4 separate regions of the Mus musculus genome follow, and all the other regions are linked to region 1. The links are chromatin loops, found by intact Hi-C in ENCODE. Cell type or tissue: left cerebral cortex. All regions are shown on one strand.

What was found. Hi-C counts contacts between places; a loop is a spot of excess contacts. Peaks named below come from ENCODE experiments on the same cell type or tissue, not always from the same donor. Only the 100,000 strongest peaks of a DNase experiment are listed, where the experiment ranks them.
Region 2: it touches region 1 in a loop (7-fold over the local background); 4 of 42 quality-filtered maps call a loop at or near these places.
Region 3: it touches region 1 in a loop (10-fold over the local background); 2 of 42 quality-filtered maps call a loop at or near these places.
Region 4: a loop joins it to region 1, with 6 times the contacts of the local background. A loop is called at or near these places in 4 of 42 quality-filtered maps.

What each region holds. Positions count from the first base shown.
Region 1 is chr4:125,394,454-125,399,453 of GRCm38, forward strand. It overlaps Gm40247 (a long non-coding RNA gene), which reads left to right. Exons shown (of 3, transcript XR_868138.1): 3 at 1-42. Among named protein-coding and RNA genes, the nearest start is that of Gm40247, 15 kb to the left of the region's middle. In left cerebral cortex, a CTCF peak has its summit at 2,608; DNase peaks (open chromatin) are centred at 2,111, 2,853, 3,380, 4,363 and 2 more places; H3K27ac peaks cover 2,401 bases.
Region 2 is chr4:125,300,845-125,305,844 of GRCm38, forward strand. It overlaps Gm46869 (a long non-coding RNA gene), which reads left to right. Exons shown (of 4, transcript XR_001784438.1): 4 at 1-700. Among named protein-coding and RNA genes, the nearest start is that of Gm32696, 10 kb to the right of the region's middle. In left cerebral cortex, no CTCF peak of the experiment used is centred here; a DNase peak (open chromatin) is centred at 2,053.
Region 3 is chr4:125,811,407-125,816,406 of GRCm38, forward strand. No RefSeq gene overlaps it. Among named protein-coding and RNA genes, the nearest start is that of Gm40249, 23 kb to the right of the region's middle. In left cerebral cortex, no CTCF peak of the experiment used is centred here; a DNase peak (open chromatin) is centred at 3,095.
Region 4 is chr4:125,314,425-125,319,424 of GRCm38, forward strand. No RefSeq gene overlaps it. Among named protein-coding and RNA genes, the nearest start is that of Gm32696, 3.3 kb to the left of the region's middle. In left cerebral cortex, no CTCF peak of the experiment used is centred here; DNase peaks (open chromatin) are centred at 1,576, 2,686, 3,732, 4,074 and 1 more place; H3K27ac peaks cover 349 bases.

The DNA.
Region 1 (5,000 bases):
TTATGAAATGCAGATTGTTTGGTAGACAAATATCTTTCAGATCTTGGGGCCCATCAGGGATGATCATAACATTAACCCTTGGTAATTGAGGAGGTCGAGGCTGACAGAGTTAGGGGAGGCGTCAAGAGTCTAATTCCATATGGTGGGACTGTCAGACTTAGCTTACTGTCTCTGTTCCTGGATGTCTTCGTGCCTTCCCTGCCTCTGCAGATGTTGCTGGTCCCATCTGGTCTCTGGCCTCCCTGACCTTGTGGTCTCTCCTCCTCGCTCTGGGTCTCCTTTCCCATCCTGCTTCTGTTTCTTGAGCTCCCTGACATGACATCAGCACCTCTCTGGTGGCCTTGGTGTGACCTAGCTTCTCTTGTGTCATGTCCTTTCTTTGATGTTCTCTCTCTTTCTCCCCTACCTCCCATCCTTCCTCCCGGGGTAACTGATGATTCTAGGATACTTTCAGCTTCTCCCAGGTCATTGGTGATAAGAATTTTGTTTAATTACTTCGCCTCGTTGTATGGCTGCACTGCTATCAAGATTGCCATGTCTGAAGACTTCTCGCCTCTCCTGCCCTTTGCTCTATCAGACAGGAAACTTTAGGAGTTAAGGGGCTGTCCACTCACTCCCAAGTTCTCCATGTCTACTCGGCTGGCTGGGCTGTCCCTAGGGTCTCTTCTCTACTATTCTTTCAACTATCCATATTTCTGCACCTCTATGTCTCTCATGGCTACTTACTATCTCTTCCTGGCTCCCTCTCTGTCTACTGTCTCTTTCTCCCTGTCACATCTATTACCCTTCCTTGTGAGCTCTGTCTGTCCCAGCCCTGTCTTCCATAATCTCCATCTCTCTTCTCTTTCTGCAATATGAGCTGGGGCTGAAGGTCATCACAGAGGCCAGGCTACCCCCAGACCTTGTCCAATACACTGTGTCATGTTGAATCTTCCTTTACGCCTTTTCAATGAGAACTACAAAGCTTGGAAGTGAACAATATTGCCTCCTGGGTAGGAGAAATCACCTCTGAGTTGCTTGGATGCTTTCCACTTCCCATCCAATGATTAAGGGCAGTAAGAAACAACCCAGGACAGCAGCTGCTACTGACCCACTCCTAGCCAGGTGGAAGGGTGGAGCCTACTTTCTTGCCCTCCTTGTGGTTGAGTTGGAGAGAAATGAAGCTACCCCTAGATAGTCTGGTTTTAGTCAAGTAGCCTATAAAGTGTCCAAGCTCTGGGAAGGGCTTAGCCTATGGGATTTGAGCATCTATACAATCAAATCAGAGACTGTGGTTTGGAGTCACACAGGCAGGATTCAAAGGCCAGTTTAGCCACCGACCTTAAGTCTCTGCTGTGGTGAGAATTCTAGAATTTCAGTTTCTTTAAATAACACAGAAATATTATATGAATATGTTTTCATTTTAATCCCAGGTGTGGGGATACAGGGCTGCTTCGGGTTGTCCTCAGCAGCTGTGATTTGCCTCATGCTCTGGCAAAGGTGTGGCTTTGCCAGCTGTAGATAGTTTCTGTGATTTTGTGACATTTGGAATTCTGGTAACTTTTCAGAGGGTATATAAATGCTAGAGGCCCCAAGAGGCAGAGTAGGTGGTTGGTTGTTGGTTGTTCAGGGAGGGAGGGAGGGAGGGAGGGAGGGAGGGAGGGAGGGGTTGGTTGTAGTTTGTTAGTGGTTGTACTCAAAGAAGAAACAAGAAGGAAGAAATTGTATTTGGAGATATCTCTCTCCCCTCTATCCTTTCTCTCCAGTCTAGTAATGGGGTGAAGCAGGGAGGATAAAAGGTGGAAAGAAGAACCCATAAAATAGCAAACCCAGCTACACTCTGCCTTCTTCACACAGGGTGATGAGTGGATTATGGTCACCCATGAAAGGCATGACGTGCAGCCATCAAAACTCAGCCAAGGGCCGCACGAGCCATGGGAGGCAGAGGACATATACGGGAGTTCTTCTGCACAGGAAGAGGTGTGGGTGTCTACTAATGGCAGCTTTGAGCCCCTTGATCCAAAACCATCCAAGGGGAAGCATTCCAAAGGACCGTGACTTTGCTTTGCCATTGGCTCCTGTTTCCTGCCTCAGGCCTGACTCTGCAAACCTCCCAGACAGATAGCATTCTTCTAGGACTCCAGGGACAAACACACCCAGCCTCTCTCTTCACCCGTCTTTAGCCCCCCCCCCCCCTTCCTTCCTAGGCAAGATACGTTTCCTGGCATATCACCCCAAAGCATCTTGCTTTCACACATGCCTGTTGGCTTTAGCAAGGGGCTTCGTGACCCCAGAGAAGCTCTCCGCTGCTGGCCCCCCAGGTGGCCCTTCTGCATGTGCCTTCTGGACAGCTCCTTCAGGATTCTCCCCACCCCCCACTCCTTCAACAAAGTACAGGATGGGGAAGATGCCAGAGAATTTGCATCTCAGAGCCAAGTACTCACTTGAAAATATCTCCAAGGCCTTTTCCAATTTCCTGGAAATTGATGAGTGTTTCCAGGACTCAGATTTTGTGACTAGGCAATGCCTGGCCCCTGCCTGGGCCTCCCTTCCCCCTCTTAGGCCTGCCAACCCCGCACTACTGCCTGCAGGAAGCCAGTCCACCTACAGGAGGCTCTTCTCCCTATCCTGAGCAGGGAGGAGGGCAGGGTCCCTCTCTTGCCTCGTCGCTGTGGTCCTAGCAATCTTGGCACCTGCAGATGCTGGTGGAGCTGGAGGGAGGTGTGACTTGTTTCCCAGCCTACCCACATGACTTACCACCTGCCTTCAAGTTTCTCTCCCCATCCTTACATAATCCTGACTCCAGGATTAAAAATACTCTGCCGAGTACCCATCCATCTGTCATAGTCCCTCTCTAAATATATATGTGTAGTTATACATACATGATCTTATTTTTAAGACGCTTTAGAAGGAGTACTGCTATCGCTCGTGCCGTTGAGAGCGGGCTTCCGAGTCAGGGCTGGCTTCCTGCAGAACAGCAGCCCTGGGGGAGTGAGACTTCCCGTACCTCGAGGATTGCAGTCTGTTTTGTGTAGGTTTGCCTTAGTCAGGGGATGAGTCCTGGGTACCACCCAGATCCATCTCAGAACAGCCAGGGCTGGCCTTCCACGAGAAGCACAGCCCCTGGGCTGAAACTTAAGGCATGAACCCAGCTTCCACCCCCACTGTGAACCCTGACTTCTTGTGCAGCTCTGGTCTCTATGTGTCCTCCCTGGCCTGAAGTAAGAAAGAGGAATGGGACTTATTCCTGGTTTCATCATCATATTCAACCAAGTGTCCTTGAGACCTGGAGGGGTCAAACCTCTTCACTCACACTCTGCATGTACACAGTGGGGAATTGAGATGACTGTATGAAGGAGTGCAGCGAGAGAGGGAGACCAGGTACATGACAGCTAGACTTTAGTGTACCCATCTGTACAATGGGCATGACCTTTAAGACCATGGGAGCCAGCACAGCGCCCAGGGAGTGAAATGACCTGCTGGGAGCATAGGTAGGGGAGGGCAGACTGGATGAAAGCCTAGGGTGCTGCTGAGAGAAAGGCGGTGGTGTAGGTTGTCTCCAGGTGACCCCTGCCTCCTGGATGATACTGTCTCTGTGTGGCTCTATTGTCAGCCTTGAATCTCCCATCCACTGGGCATATATCATAGAAGTGTTCTATCTGGGGCTCAGGCTGAGGGTGCAGGCTGGACTCCAGCATCACACATACCAGTAGAAAAGGGGAATAAAGGTGCGAAGGGCATAGGCTGAACCTTCTGCCCTAGGCATGGCATTTGGCTTCAATTCCTTCCAGCTTCCCTCAAGGCCAGAATCCTGCACTCTTTCCCCAGCCTATATGTGGCTGGACAGAGACCTGGGTGAACAAGCCAGGACCTCCCAACTTAAGGGGGGGACACTTTCATGATTCAGTTTCCTCATTTATAGGATGAAGCAAATGAGTGTCTACCAAAGAGGAGACATGAGCTAATTCTAAAAAAGGGGGGGGGGGCATCTGCAAAGGACCATGGGGGCTGCTAGAGGCTGGAGGCAGTGCTCAATGCTGAGCCCTTTCCCCACTTTCTGACCAACTCCGTCTAGAGTCCTTGGGACAGGCACCACCCCTTGCCTCCTTGCTGCTGCTCCTCTGGCTCCTGGCCCATACCTGCTTTTCTGATGCAGGCAGCTGTTTTCTCTCAGAGCTGTCTTTTGTGGGTGCTCACCAGAGCACTTGTTACATGCCCCTGCCCTCCTCCCCCGCACTCTCTGCTCGCTCAAGTGGAATCCTGCACTGGTAATTGTACTGCTTGGCAAGCCGGGCTTGCTGTACTTCTTGTTGTTTGTTTTTGAGGCAGAGTCTCTCTATGCAGCCCAGGCTGCCTTCCAACTCACACACCTCCCACCTCCACTCACCTGGCCTCTCCTTCCCTTTCTACCGCAAAACACTGGGCTGTGGGTGTCCCTCCCCTACTCCAGAGATGAGAGACATAGGCAGAGCACATCCTCAGCATGGGGCCAGGTGAAGGAACCATCTGCAGGTGATTGCAGTCGCAGCATCTTGGGGCTGACCCTGGCTTTTGTGGCTTGAAAACTTGATGGTAGTTTCCTATCTGTCACCATCCTGGCCTCCCATGCCTGGAGCATCCGCTCGTGGGCTGCAAACTGAGAAGCCAACAGGAGCCATGGCAGTTCCATTTTTGGATGAAAATGGTGACCGAGCTGTGTGTCTCTTTCTTCCAATCCTGTGGCCCTCAGAGTAGGAGGATAATTACCAGGGCAGGATTCCACTTGAGTGAGCAGGGAGTGAGGGGGAGGAGGGAGAGGAGGGTAGGGGCTGTGCCTGGCATGTGTCAAACTTAGTTCTGAGCAGAGAGACACTTGCTGGGCTGTCGCACGGCCCAAGAAGATGCTAGCTGCCCACACAGGGTGGTCTGGGCTCCATGGGAAGATCTGGAAGGAAGCAGCAGAAGGGAGGGAAAACACTTTTTTGATGCCCCGTCTGTATCATCCGCAGACTGTTATATAATCAATAAAATATCAGTACCAG
Region 2 (5,000 bases), 94 kb before region 1:
TGATCCCGATGTTACTTCTCAGGATCACTGAGTGGAAAGGGCTCGCGGAGAAAATGGCATTTTTTATCACCCTGGCAAAATGCTCCCGCACTGATGAGATGAGGCGCCCGGCGAGTGCGCGCGCGCACTTGTGATACATAACTAACCAGAAGCATAATCTTCTAAATTGAAAGCCATAATGTTTGCTGTTGGAGCTAAATATTAACAGGGCGTTGTCTCCCCCAACGACCCTCGGGAGACAGCTGGCTTAGCGGGAGGCTGCCGTCATATTCAAGCAACTTGATTAAATTCCTTTCTGCCATCAGAATTAAGAAATGAATAGTTTTATGAGAGTCATGCCACAGAGGACAGGAAAATGAAATGTTCAGGAAAGAGAGCAGGAGGGTTGCCTGCTCTGTGTTCCTGTAGGGAGTGCTGTCAATCTACCTAGAAGGGGTGGGCTCAGTATTGTGTATGATAGGCAGTCTTGACTCCTCTCTGGTCATAAAACACACTGTGGAGCCTCCTTAGGAGATCTCTCAGTTGTTCATGGGAGAGGCAGCAAATTGTGTGGCTGACTTCATGATCTCCGGATCTAGAACCACTGTATTCAAATCCCATTGTTATTCCCAAGTTGCTGTGTGATCTTAGGCAAATTATCTAACCTTTCTGTGGCAAAGCTTTTCTAGTTGTAATAAAATGAATTTATCTCAGTACTTAACCTGTGGAGTGTCTGTGTGGATTTATTGAGTCCCAAGACTCTTAGGACTGCTCTTTAACTCAGTAAAGAATATATAAACATACTAGTGTTATCATTAGTATTAGGAATAGGTCATACTACATAAAATTGTTTAGTAGGTAGAAGGAAAATCACATTACCAGCAACTTAATGTGATATATGATTAATGTTATTTGTGCAGCAAGATTTTTGTCTGTTGTGGCCACTCCTTCCCACCGATATGATTCTTCTGTTCTCAGAAAAGATGAAAGCATGATTTTTTTTTCATCTGTAAAGTGGATCTGGCAGCCACCTCACAGGATTATTGAGAACATTAAGACAACTCAAAATTGCAATAAAGCTGACAGGGCTCAGAAGGTAGGAGAGCATGTCTGGAAATCAGCTCCCGAAATATACTTTGTACTGGAAAAGAAACAGTCACGGGGGGTGGGGGGTGGGAATGAGAGGATCCCAGATAAAGTCAAGTGGGGTGGCACATTCCTATAACCCCAGCACTCAGGAGCCTGAGGCAGGAGGACCAGAAGTTTAAGGGTAGCCTGGGCTACAGAGCAAGACCCAGTCATAGATAACATCCACACAGATAGACAGAGAAACAACGTTAGTCTCAGACTCAGCAAGTCTTTTTTTTTTTTTTTTTTGGAAAAGGAACTCAAAAACAAATTATTGATGAGTCACCTTAAGGTTAGCTAGCTGCTGTGTTCACTGGTGAAATCTGCTCAATGCTCTCAAGAATCCTGAGGAGCTAGGGGATATGGCTAGTGTAGAGTGCCTGCTTAGCACAGAGGAAACCCTGGTCCCCAGAACAGCACATAACTGGGTAGGAGATGGAGGCAGGAGGATTAAGAGTTCAGGGCTATCTCTGCTTACATAATGAGTCTGAGGCCAGCCTGGGATACATGAGACCCTGTCTATAAGTTAAAATGAATCCCGTGAGGTGAAGCAGGAACCTTGGATTAAAGATGAAGAAACTGAGGCTCAGGAAGGTTGAATGATGATTGAGAATCACACAGCCAGTGAGGAGGAACAGGAGCTCAAACTGCTGCCTTGCCCTGGAGAGAGGTGGGGTTGAAGTGCATGTCTGGTGAGTCCTGGCTATGCTCATCCATCCATCCTCCCCACCATTCCCCCCAACCCCCAGTCTCCACACAGGCCTGTCTTTCATCCTGTAAAGTCATAGAAGCACAGGACGGAAGCCACAGCCCTGCTGAGTCTAGATTTTACAAACTGTCCTAGGAGAAGCCGTTTTAAATGCCTGGCCTCACATTTCTGGGGCGACTGCTCCTATAAATAAGATGCTCGACATAGTAAATAGTCCAGAAAATAGTAGCAGGGCGTGGGCATGAGAAACTGAGTGGGCTGGTGGGAGGGGAGAGCACAGAAACAGCTGCCAGAGACATCGTTTGTTCTAGAAAAGAGACAGTCACAGGAGGACAGGAGCAAGCACATGCAATTCTATTTCCTTCCTTCTTTCTTCGAGTCCATCTGAGGCCTAGAGAGAAATGTCAGCAGGGCTTTAATGACCCAGAGAGCCTGACAAGGAGAACGGAGCCCATTTCTCACAAGAGGGTGAGGGAAGTCAGCAGAAGACAGGTGCCCCTCAGAGCTTCTGTGTAGGGGACAAAGTGTTCCTCAGGCTCTGGCAGGCATACAGCCTTGGGGGAAATACTCACAGGGTCACAGTCGCAGCAGGGGCCATGGTGGAGGTGGCAGTTAAAGTACCTGAGAGTGCACTGGAGAGATGGCCTGTAGAACAAGCCTGAAGACCCAAATTTGCATCCCAAGCACCCATGTGGAAACTAGATGCAGTGGCATGCATCTGCAGCCCTAGGGCTGGAGGGGCAGAGACTGGTGGATACACAGGAGCTCACTGACTGCCAGTGTAGCCAGTGGGTGAGTGCCAGGCTCAGTGAGAGCCTGTCTCAGAAAATAAGGTAAAGTGTTATGGAGGAAGACCCCCAATGTTGACCTTTGTCTTGCAACTGTGTAAACACACAAGTATCCACACCCACACAGACAGAGACAGAGAGAAAAAGACAGACAGAGAGAGAGAGAGAGAGAGAGAGAGAGAGAGAGAGAGAGAGAAACAGGCAGACACAGGGACACACACAGAGACAGACAGGGAGACACAGAAAGACAGAGAGACACAGAAAGACAAAGAGGGACAAAGACAGAGAGAGAAAGAGAGAGATAGACAGACAGAGACAGGGACACACACAGAGACAGACAGGGACACACACACACACACACACACACACACACACACACACACAGAGAGAGAGAGAGAGAGAGAGAGGTGTTCAGGACTGCTCACAGCTCTGCAGTGACAAGACTTGATATAGAGGATGACTTGACTGTGTTGCCAGCAGCTTCTGTAGGAAAGGCCAGCTTCTTACTGAACTATCTTCTCATGTCCTCACACGGTGGGGAGTGAGGGGAACTCTCTGGGGTCACCTTTATAAGGCAATGAATTCTATTTGCATCCCAGACCCTTGTGAAGGACCCTGATATATTTGCTACATTTATCATTATTACTATGGCCAAACAAAACAACCTGGGAGTATAGAAGCTAGGGAGGTCACTGTGTTTGGAGAGGGACCTCTATCCCTGGAGGGGGGCACTAGAAGGTGGTCAGACCAGCAGAATGGTCAGAGTTGGTGCAGTTCCTCCTCCTGGGGCTGGGTGTGTTGAAGGTGACAGGATGTTCCTTTCCATCTCTGGGGCAAACACTGTCACCATGGAGACTGCCCCATAATAAGAATTTGAGGACATAAATATGGATATCAGTGGGAGCTGCTTTTGTTGGGTGACAGGCCATGTAGCTACCGAGTGGCCACCAAGCATGTGGAAGATCTGGCTTAGCTTGACAGATGTCAGTTGAGCCACCTATGTGTGCACTGGGCTTGGATGGACTCCAGTAACTGCTGTCCATCTGCGGGAGGCTGAGCTGCTGGTCTGGGTGGGAAGAGTGATAAGGTCATACACACTTCCCACCCTCCACCAGGCTGGCTCCACCTCACTCTCATGGCTTTCGACAGAGCTTGATAACAGTGTTAACAGATCTCAGGCAGCAAACTACTCGAGCTCTTGTTGGTGACCTGTGTCTGAGAAGGTTCCATCGATGAAGTTAAATCGTGAAGCTAAGCCAATGTCAATGTGCAGCTGGCTCAGCTGTCACTATTCTCTGCATTGGTGTGTACACCTGTGGCTTGGGCTGTATAACTCAACATGGAGGCTTTGGAAGGCCATCTTTACATGTTCAGAGCTGGAGCATGTCTAGCCTAAGCCCTCTAAACTATTCTTAAATGCCAAGAATGAGCAACCTCAATTCCCTTGCCTGGGATGAAACTCCATCAAGACAATGCTTATGGCTTTGCAAGCGGTAAAGCCATGGGCTTTCTGGTCGTATCCCACTGCCCCAGCAGGGATGTGGGTCCTGTACTCATTTCTTACCAGAAATCATCCAATTGGTAGTAAAACCTGGGTCTCCAGTGCAATTTAACCCCACTCCCCACCCACTGAGGGAACAGCCTGGCTCGACACCAAGAGCCGAGGAGTGCAAAATCACTTTAATATTGGCTGGAGACGGCGTAATTGGGAAGGTAAATCTGCTGAGGAAAAGAATCGTATTATGCAAATGTGATTAGCAGTGACTTTTGGGTTCTTTGTGGCTAGAGGATTCTGTTCTTTGGATGAATACGGTGCTGGTTGCTGGTGTTCTGGGTGCTTCTTCATAGATGCAGACAGAATGGGGCTCTGGACATAGATATGGGGAAAAGGGACCTTTAGCCCTGGGGCCTGGACTTTGGGAAGGGACTCCTCCCATCAGTCCCAAAGGAGGGTATGAGGGTCCCTCAAAGCCCTTAGCTGGTTTACACACAGGAATCCTCTGGGAACTCTTCCCGACCTCTTTCATTCGGGCTGGCACTGAACGTTGATGAAGAAACTGAGGAGGTGGTCCAGGGAGCACCAGGCTCCTGAACTGTGATTTCTGCTTTAAGAGAATGCCATTCACCCAGCCTGGTGCAGGGAAGGCCAGCTTCTAGGACCTTCTGCAGAAAACTGACGTATTTGTTACATTTATCATTATCACTATGACAAAAGCCCCTGGGAGTATAGAGTCTAGTTAGGTCACTCTATTTGGAGAGGGACCTTGACTCTGTCACCAGAGGACACTGGAAGGTAGTCAGACCAGCAGAATGGGCAGAATTGGGACAGTTCCTTCTCCTAGGGTTCGGTGTGTTGGCAGGTGACAGGATGTTCCTTTCCATCTCTGGGACAAACA
Region 3 (5,000 bases), 420 kb after region 1:
GAGACTTCCTTTACCTGTGTTCACAGAGGCTCAGTTGACCAGGTTGGGCTTTTCAACTCTCTTGCCTAAACTGCCTAAGGTTCAGCAAACCCATTCCCCCAGCTCCCCAAGTGTGCCACCATGTACCCTAGACCTCTGTCTTAGTTAGGGTTACTACTGCTGTGATAAAGCACCATGACCAAACACCACCTGGGGAGGAAAGGGTTTATTCGGTTTGCATTTCCTCATCAATGAAGTCAGGACAGGAAGTCAAACGGCAGGAACATGGAGGCAGGAACTTTGAAGAAGCCATGGAGGGCTGCTGCTTACTGGCTTGCTCCCCATGGCTTGCTCAGCCTGCTTTCTTATAGAACCCAGAACCACCAGCCCAGGGGTGGCCCCGCCCACAATATGCTGGGCCCTCCCCATCAATCACTAATTAAGAAAATTCTCTGTCCAGTTGGCCCTTAATCCTTTAATCCTTTAATGCTAGTGCTCACACTTTGATCCCAACACAGGCAGAGGCAGGGGGATCTATGTGAGTTTGAGGTCAGCCTGGTCTACAGAGTGAGTGCCAGAACAGCCAGGGCTACACAGAGAAACCCTGTCTCAAAGAAAAAAAGAAGAGGAGGAAGAGGAAAAAAGGAGAGGAGGAAGAGGATGAGGAAGAGGAGGAAGAGGAGAAAGAAGAGGAGGAGAAAAAGAAAATCCTCTATAGGCTTGCCTGCAGCCTAGTCTTGTGGAGGCATTTTCTCTATTGAGGCTCCTTCCCCTCCAATGACTCTAGCTTGTGTCAAGTCGGCATAAAACTAGCCAGCACAAACTCCTACTTCTAGGTAGCACCCCCCCCCCTTGAATGTCTACTCTCTGCATGAGTCTTTTTCTCACTATGGTATACCTTCTATCAGTAGTTATTGAAATTCTTGGGATCGAGGCTTAGTGGGCAGAGTTTCTCGCCTTTACTCTCTACGGCATCTCCTGCTGGTAGCCCTGTCCTTGTTGGAGCCTGTCTTCTAGCTTGTCAGTGAAGTGTGATAACTGGTGGGAACTGTCCTTGGTGATAACAGTGACAACCATTCACTGATCACCACAGCACCCAATGTACAGAGCCACGGAGAAAGCCCAAGGAGCATGCTCCTGATTACAAGTGGTCAGTGACGACACATGAGTGGATATCTGAGCTTATATGCAGAAGTCTCCCCTCATGGCCAGAAGTTTCCAGATGTTACTACAGATCTGTTCTGGGGCCTTTAGACTATACCACACACACACACACACACACACACACACGGGCGTGCATACAATATACACACACATGAACCCATTGAATAGTAGCGCCTGACGTCCTCCCTAGAACTCAGGAATAGCTGGGCTTTTCCTCGGGCATTTAAGACCCCCTTATCCTTTGAGAGGCACTGAGAACTATAAGCTGTCTGGTCACAAAGGTCATGACAGCCAACCCCTCAAAACAGCCATTTTCCAGCGAATGGGTGAGTGGGTAAACCCAGCCTGGTCCCAGCCAGAATGGGGGTGGGGGGGTGTGCAAAGCTAGTGTGGTGGGCAGAGGGATCATACAGGAGCTGGGGAATTGAGACAAAGAGGTCAATAAGCCCGGGAGGTAGGGGAGGAGACCACCAAGGGCCTCCTATAGATGTCAGGATCTGCCATGGTCCCCCATAACCCTTGCCTCCAGAAGACAACAGATTCCCCTGGTAACGGGGACTCCACGTCAAGAGGACTCTAGGAGATACTTAAAGTGAATCAAGTGTCACAGGAGCCTCTGGGTACCTGGAGAAGTTGAAGATGACAGGTTCAATTCTCATTCAGTGAACTGAGCTCTTACATCAAGCACCTTAAATGGAAGCTATTTCTCCTTTCCTTACGTCTTCCTAAGACCTAATCAGTGATGAGAATGTCTAATCAAGGGTCTCTATTTCTTCCGATCTCGTGACAAAGGAAGTGGACTCGCACATAGCAATCACTCCCAGGTTAATTCACAGCAGGTCTTACTAACTACACCGGGACCAGAAATGCACCCTATTCCCCGAGGTACAGAATTAAAATAACCCTGCTGACTCCAAAAGGAGTGATTCATCTGAGAGGAAACTAGGGAGAAAGTCCCAGAGTATGGTTTGAAGCCTTGAGCTGTCCCAGGGGAGAGACCCACAGCTGTCCCATCTTGCCTCTGCCCAGAAGGTAAGAGAGGAGAAAGGTCTTAGGGCCCAGAGAGGCTGCATTTCCAGGCCTCAGCCTTCACGACTTGTCAGAAACACAGGTGATAGCCTCACCTCCATCTGCTCAGCTTCTGTGTCTGCTGCTCAGCTGGTTCTACACCAGCTTGGTGGGAAGCGTGTGATTAATCACCAATCCAGGCATCAGAGGGTAAATATACAAACTCACTCTTGTTTCCTGTCCCTTCAAGGTGAGGTGATGAACTGAACTGGAAGAAAAATACTGGGGTGATGAATGTAGAGAGGATGTTGGGGGGGTGGGTCTGGAGACAGGAAAGGGGATGAGATAAGTGGCGTGTGAGATCAAGATATAAATATGTGGGAGGAATTTTTTAAATTTTTAAAAAATTTTATTTATTTATATTTTTATTTATTTATTTGTTTGTTTGTTTTGAGACAGGGTTTCTCTGTGTAGCCCTGGCTGTCCTGGAACTCACTCTGTAGACCAGGCTGGCCTCGAACTCAGAGATCTGCCTGCCTCTGCCTCCCAAGTGCTGGGATTAAAGGCGTGCGCCACCACTGTCCAGCTGGGAGGATATTATTTAAGGATTGATTTGGATAGAATTGAATGCATGGGACGGGATGGGACAGGACAGGAGGGGACAGGATGGGAGGGGATGGAGGGGACCAAAAGGGATGAGCTCAGTCATCCTGACTGGTAGGAAGATTTCGATGTACACAGTCTGGCTCTCCTCTCAGTGGTACCTTTAAAGCCTGTGTCCTCTGCTAGTCTGGCTGTACCAGGCAGTCCCTTCCTCAGTTGCTCAGCAAGTGCCAGAGACACGAGAGAGGGAAGGAAAGCGGATGGCTCTTCAGGAGGCTGGCACCAGTCCCAAGCAATATGTTCCCAACTTCCTCCTGCGTGGGTGGCAACGACACGTCCCCAGCCGTCCCCCGCGCCTCTCACCAGCCGTCAACGCGCCCTCACTCTCTCCTTGTGTGTGTTGTCAAATCTTCCCAATATAGCAGCCTGGAGTCTGTCAACAGTTCTGTTCCATGCCCACTTTCCCTCTCCAGAGGAGTGCAGCGACAGCCACCTTCCCTCAGTGGGTGTGTCTCTCATTGTCTCCATCACAGGTGGGTGTGTGAAGAGCCCCTGTCACCTTCTGGGAGGAAGCATGGTCTGGTTTTTCTGGCATGGGACAAGACCTATACCAGAAGTATTTGAAGGACGGTAAGACCTGGGGACTTGATCAGATGTGGACGGTCATGGAAGTTGAAGGTGATGCTCTTATTTTTGACTTGCATGATTTGAGAGAAATGCCATACACTCGGGCAACAGAGACTAGATGACAGACTAGCAGCTCACACTCTGGAGTGACTGGGATGCCTGTGGTTTTTCCAATAAGGGGATGTCCCTTATGCAAATGCAGACCAGACGCTCTGGATGTACAGAAGATGCCGGAAGAGGAATGCAGACATCCACAGGAAACATCACCATATAACCATTTGCTCATGGGGATATCATTAGTACAGGAATTCCAGGACCTCACTTCACAGAACTTCCTTGAATCCCTTATAGGAGGTCAAAAAGTCTGATCCAGCTCAGCCTTCTGTCTGGGACTCCATCCTTGGGCACCGTGGCAACCTATCAGCCACCTTCTCTCTGTCCTTACAAGCTGCCCCTGTCTCTCCCCCCCCCAAAGGACATGTGTCTCCATCCCCACCAGACCTTGGCAGATCCTACTCCCAAAGGAATGTGGCACCAGTTCCCATCCCTACTGCCTTCCCCTCTAGAGGACCCCAGGGTTCTTCATGGGACTCCAGGACACTGCTCAAGGTTCCTAAGACCTCCATAATCCCCCTGCTGTCTGTGATTCACCAAGTGACCCCACAGGTCAGAAGTCACCACTAATAACACTCAAAGGGTGACATTTATTGCAGTATAGGCAGCCTCTGCTTAGCTCTCAGGCTTTGGGGAAATGTCAGACACAGAGTGAATCACTTTTTACGGTGTCTCCAGCAAAATGCTTGCCGTGATCTCTCATTTGCTGTCTCTAATTGAAACTTCCCAAGGAGCTCAGACCCTTCTCGTCTGCTACCCACAGAGCAGACTTATTTCATAACGGCTTCACAGTCAGGCCTGTCTTCACAGGGCAAAGGCCAGAAAGCAAGAGTCTAAGATGAGGAGAGAAGCTATGGTCCTCCAGGGAGGCAGACTGGTGTGGGAGAGCCCTGAGAAGTGAGCCCTTTGTGCCAAAAGGAAAGGGCCACTCTGCTATAGGCTGTGTAGACATGTGGTGTGTGTGTGTGTGTGTGTGTGTGTGTGTGTGTGTGTGTTATTGTATCTGTCCATTGTGTCCCTGGCTGTTCCTACACTGGGAGGAGACACAGTCATGGCTGCCTGAGGCCTCAGAACCCTTGGCCACTGGAGGAACCAGGACAATGAAAGGTCCTTTCCTGAGGATCATCTTGACTTGGGAAAGACAAGGAACCAGGGAGCACAGCACCCTGAAACCACCTTGGCTCTGAGGCCATGGCTGAGGTCCTAGAAGGAGCAGATCTGCAAGAAGAAAGGAAAACTGCCAACCCAAGGAGGAGGGAGCCATCCCGAACCCATACCGTGAGCCAGCACAATCAGTTTGCCTTGATTGCAAACTTGAATCGAGTCTCCATTGCTTGTACCCACTGTCAGTCTCACAGCTACATACCCGTTCTCTCCATTGGCCCTATAGAAGCAGTTCCCTCACCTTTTCAAAATGTCTAATCCAGCCAGGTCTAGAGGGTGTCACCTGGAAACCAGGGACATGTGGACTCAGTGACCATACCCTTCCACCCAATCGACACCCA
Region 4 (5,000 bases), 80 kb before region 1:
AGGCTATGTAAGTGTTTGACAGCTCATGCTCACAAGAATGGCCAGTTCAGGTCCCTCTGCATTGTGTCCTTGGGTCCCTGGCATTTGAAAGGAGGAACAAGATATTAGGCTTATTGTAATGAAGCAACTATCTTGGGGTGGAGGCTGAGCTCAGTAGTTGAGCACTTTCCTATATAATGAATGAGGCCTTGAGTTTGGTCCCCAGAATTAGAGAAAGGGTAAAGGAAGGGAAGGGAGATGAGGGAGGAAGGGAGGGAAAGATGGCAGTGCATGGTGGTGGTAGTGCTGGTGGGTTGCAGTGATGTCACTGAAATCCACGATCTCTTCCATTTTGGAGCCATCACACATTTGATCCCTGTCTTAGTTAGGGTTTCTATTGCTGTGAAGAGACACCATGACCACAGCAACTCTTTTAAAGGAAAACATTTCATTGGGAGCTGGCTTACAGATCAGAGATGTAGTTCATTATGGCAGGAAGCATGGTGGCACATAGGCAGGCATGGTTGGTGCTGGAGAGGGGCTGAGAGTTCTACATCTAGATCCTCAGGCAGCGGGAAGGAAGAGTGAGCCACTGGGGTCTAGGTTGAGCTTCTGAGACCTGAACATGCTTCCTCCTAAGAGGCCACACTTCCTATCCTTATGAGCCTATGGGACCCATTTTCATTCAGACCACTACAAGCTCCTTGTGCTCTGCTCTCTGCTCCTGTGTGGGACTGTGGGAGTGAGGTTGGGAGATGGGGTGGGGGGGGGGAGGTGACGGGTCTCTCTTCCCAGCTGTCTGCTGGCCAAGCTGTCCTGCAATGTTTGGGGTTTATCTGTGATCCTTATTGGCTCCTCGTCTCTGGGAGGGCCTGGCACAGTGCAGGTCCTGCAGGGGTGGGTGTAGCTAGCTCCATTTTTTAGAGAAGGAGACAAATGGAGACTCTGACAGAATTAAGTCAACCACTGGAGCTCTGGGGTTAGGAAGCAGGAGAGCTGAGGTACCACAGGCCATACTTAGCATCAGGGATCTTGAAACTGCCCTTGTCACTGGGACAGAGTTCCAGTGTGCAGTCTCTAGTTATCCAGTCAGTTCACTGGGCTTGAATTCCTTGACATCCAGTGGGTTCTCAGTTGCCTGACACTTGTCTGAGCTTTGTCTCATGGGATGACCAGACCTGTGGTCTGATGATGTTCTGACTCAGGGCCAAGAGGGCTGACATGTGACCTGCTGTTTGACTGACACTTGATAAGGCTGTAATCTGTCCTGTGCCTTATAGTGTGAATAAAGGGACACAGCGGAGATCTCAAACTATCCCAGGAGCCTTGAGTGGCAGTTCCCAGGAACTAGAGCCATGACAGACCAGAGATGAAAGGCCAAATTGCATCCCTCCCTGTGTGGTGCATACACACACACACACACACACACACACACACAGAGTCCTGTAGGACTGGTACCTCATACGATGTCTCTTCCCCTCCACAGCCCCATGGTGCTAGCTACTGGCTCTCTGATGACAGATGTACCTCCACGTGGTGCTCAGCTCTCCCTTCCCCCACACTCTGCACACAGGATTCGCTGGCTCAGTAACCAGCTCCACCCGGCTGCCTGGCAGGAGTGGTGGATGGATGGGGATGGGAGGAGGCAGGAGAGGAGCCATTTGTCTGGGACACTGGGAGAGAGTTGGCCACTTACAGTGGTGATGGATGGCAATTCTGCTCTGCCATCTGTCGGGCTGGCAGGCTGCTTAGCACAGCCCTACACACCTGGCTGGGGCAGTCCCTGTGGAGCGGGCCTGCTCTTCCTGTGGCTCGGGGACCAGCTCCTAGCACCTCAAGACGGGAGGTTGGTAAAAGGAGCTAAGCCACGCACCCACAGCCCCAGAAGAGAAAGAGCTGCACATGGCCCTCCAGGGGAATCTGAGGGCAAGCCCCGGCCCTTGACTCTTCTCTTATTCAGCAGCCAGGTCCTTTGTGAAGCCAAGAGAAGTCGACATAACTTCACTGCCTGCTCCCTTGGAATCTGGCACACCTGTGCTCTGTGCAAGCGAAGCAGACTGGGTCTCTCTGTCATCCTCTGCCAGCTCCTGGAGACACCTTCAAGGTCACTGGGTTGCCTGAGTGGGGGATGGGAAGTAGGGAATAGTAGGTCTTCCCCTCATCCATGCAGGTCCACCTTTAGCATTCGAGAAGGCTCACTACCAGCATCCTCAAAAGCTGCCTACTCAAAGCCATTAACTTTTTGCAGGAGGCTGAGGTCCTGAGAACCTTCAGGTCGCTTCTTCTAGCTCTGCCCTTACCTCTCTTCCCAGTATACTCCTTCCAGGATCTGGAACTTGGCCTGTTTGACTAGTCCCTGTCTTTGTATGTAGGCCCCATCCTATCAGTTCCTGCTGTGTTCTGACACATGAACTCATCTTGATGTCAGGTCATGGATCCCTAAGCTATCAGCCTTGGAGTCTCCTTGTCTAGGGCAGAGCTTTAGTCAGGGAATGAGAACAGGGCCAGTTCAAGTCTCCTCCAGGGAGATCCCTGGGGCTGCGAATCAGTTCAGAATTTGTCCCTGCTATCCTGGTCACCCTTCAGAGATGAATTTAGGAAAACAAGGAGGACACTTTCCACACCCCCAAGTCTGTAGCTGCAGACTTGGAGCCGGGCCAGGTAGTGGGATGTCTGCATTTTGGGGTGGAATTAGAATGCTTTGGGTGGGAGAGATGGAGCAACTGGAGGTGTAGGAGCCAGGGTTGGAAAAAGATACAGTAACTCTGTCTCTGCTATAATGGTACTACAGTGTGGCAGAGGGGGTGTGGACAGATAGTGCACAATATGAGAGAGAAAGAGAGGCCGGGGGAGGGGAGAAGAATAAAAGAAAAGAGATGTTAGTGCAATCTTTGAGGGTTTCTTGGAGGAGGTGGCATTTTTAAAACTCCCAGGTCTTTCTGGGATCTCCTTCCCTATCCTGTAAGTCCCAGAGGAATTAGATGAAAGGAAGGATGGGTAAGTCCTATAACCTCTTAGCAGAAAACAGATGGGCATTCTCATGTAGGATAAGATGAGCCTCGCTAATAAAGGTATGAGCAACGTGCAGGTAGGAACCTTGCAGCAGGTAGTGTACTGGGACTGGTGATAGCTAAGCTGCTATCAACTCAAATGAGGAAAGGGGGTGGGGTTCCCAGCCCATAATGAACAGAGGACCATCTGAGAAGAACCTTCCATGGAGGGACACACAGCTGGAGAGACTCCCTCGGTCACATCCCACAGAGCTAACAGAGACAGGGATGCTCTGAGGCTACACGTGCAGGCCAGCTACTCAGGGCAGTAAATAGGGACAAAGGCAGAAAGGAGAGGAGGTGCCAGACAGAGCAACTGCTCTCCAAACCCCCCTCTTGAGGGACCCAGACAGTTTTGGAGGGTTCTGAAGGACAAACATAACAGAAGGTATACCTGCTGGCTGCAGCTCCCTGGGTACCAGGCAGGAAGGGAGGGGCCATACTCTGTCTTACTATTTCCATCTTGGGACCAAAGCAAAGAAGGTGAGGCCATTCACCCAGTGTCTCCTAACCAGGAGGAGACAGCACCGGGGATGCCCAGGCAGATCTGCTTGGCTCCCAAGGCAGTGAGTGCTTTTCAGAACCATTACTGCCCCGTAGGAGGCCTGGCCCCTGCAGGGTTGGTAAGGCTGCCTGGGAGGATGGGCCCAGCGGGTGGCACTAGCTGCTGAGGTGAGCTAGCACTGCCAAGCCTACTTCTAAAAGTGACAGCTGGCCATTGTTTGCCAGGCAGCTGTGGGCTGCAGTTCCCACAAACTGGGGACGACTTAAAAAGCTGGGCTCTGTCTTAATCGATCTGCAAATGTACCGAGGAATTGAGGTAATTTCTCTAAATTTTACCCGTATTCAAATTCTAGAGGTAAGCATACGGGAAGAACAAGCCTGCTCATACACTGGAAGCAGAGAAAGGGCTGGCATTTTATGTTATTTTTACCCTGGGCATCAGGGAGGGAGACTCACCAGGAATACCTCATTACTTGAATTTTGAATATTTCTCTCGAGTTGAGCACAAAAGGAAGCTTGAAAAAAAAAAGTGAACACACTCACATGCTGGAGCCATCTCTCCTTTTGAATGTGTGACTCACACCGGCCTAGTTAGGTTTTAATAGCACAATTGTAAGAATCAATCAATCCTACGTAGATGTGTGTACTCAGAAGCGCTGAGGAAAGAAGCCATTCCCAAGAGTATTACGATCTCAAGACACTAAAATTATCTTTACCGAAGGACATTAGCTGCAAGCGGTAATGTCAGGTTTTTCTGTTTTTCTCACCTAAGCCCCAAGGTCAGGTCACAGGGATGACTGAGGAAGTGTTTGGGATGGAAGTGTTAAGAGAGCTCTAGAAAGAGACCAGTTAGTCATTGACATCCTTTTCCACCTCCACATGAGATGCATATGGCCACTAAGTAGTGTGGAGTGCAGCCTCAAGCCATGGGTTTTGCCACCAAATAGATCTAAGTCAGAACTCCCTCCCCTCTCTGATGCTGAGCCTGATGACTGTGGAGGTAACTCATCAGGCCGCTCCTGGCTCCCTACGATGAAGGTCAGGGGAAGGCAGGCAGGGAGGTGGACTACTTGTCTTTGGATGTTGAGCTTGGCCCATTGCCTTATTCCGGCAGATCTCAGAATGTGAGTGTTGGATCAAGTGACGTTTGAGTCCCACACAAGGCCCAGCAGAGTTCTCCTGCTTAGCTGCCTTAGTGGGTGTGCACCTCCTTTTAGGAGCTGGGCTTACCTTCCAACATGCCCTAATCAGAACCTCAGTCTCCTTGTGTTCCAAGGGTTTCTTTCCTGAGCATGCGAGCACACTATTTCCATCCTAGAGCATCCGTGCCTGGGCCCCCTTCCTCTTCCTCCATTCCTTCTCTTGACCTTTGTGTGTATAGGCTGTGCTTCTAAGCCCAGGAGAACTCCTGTCCTGAGAGAGTGATACCTTGCTTCTAAAGGTGGGTGGGTTGTGAGGCCTGGCCTA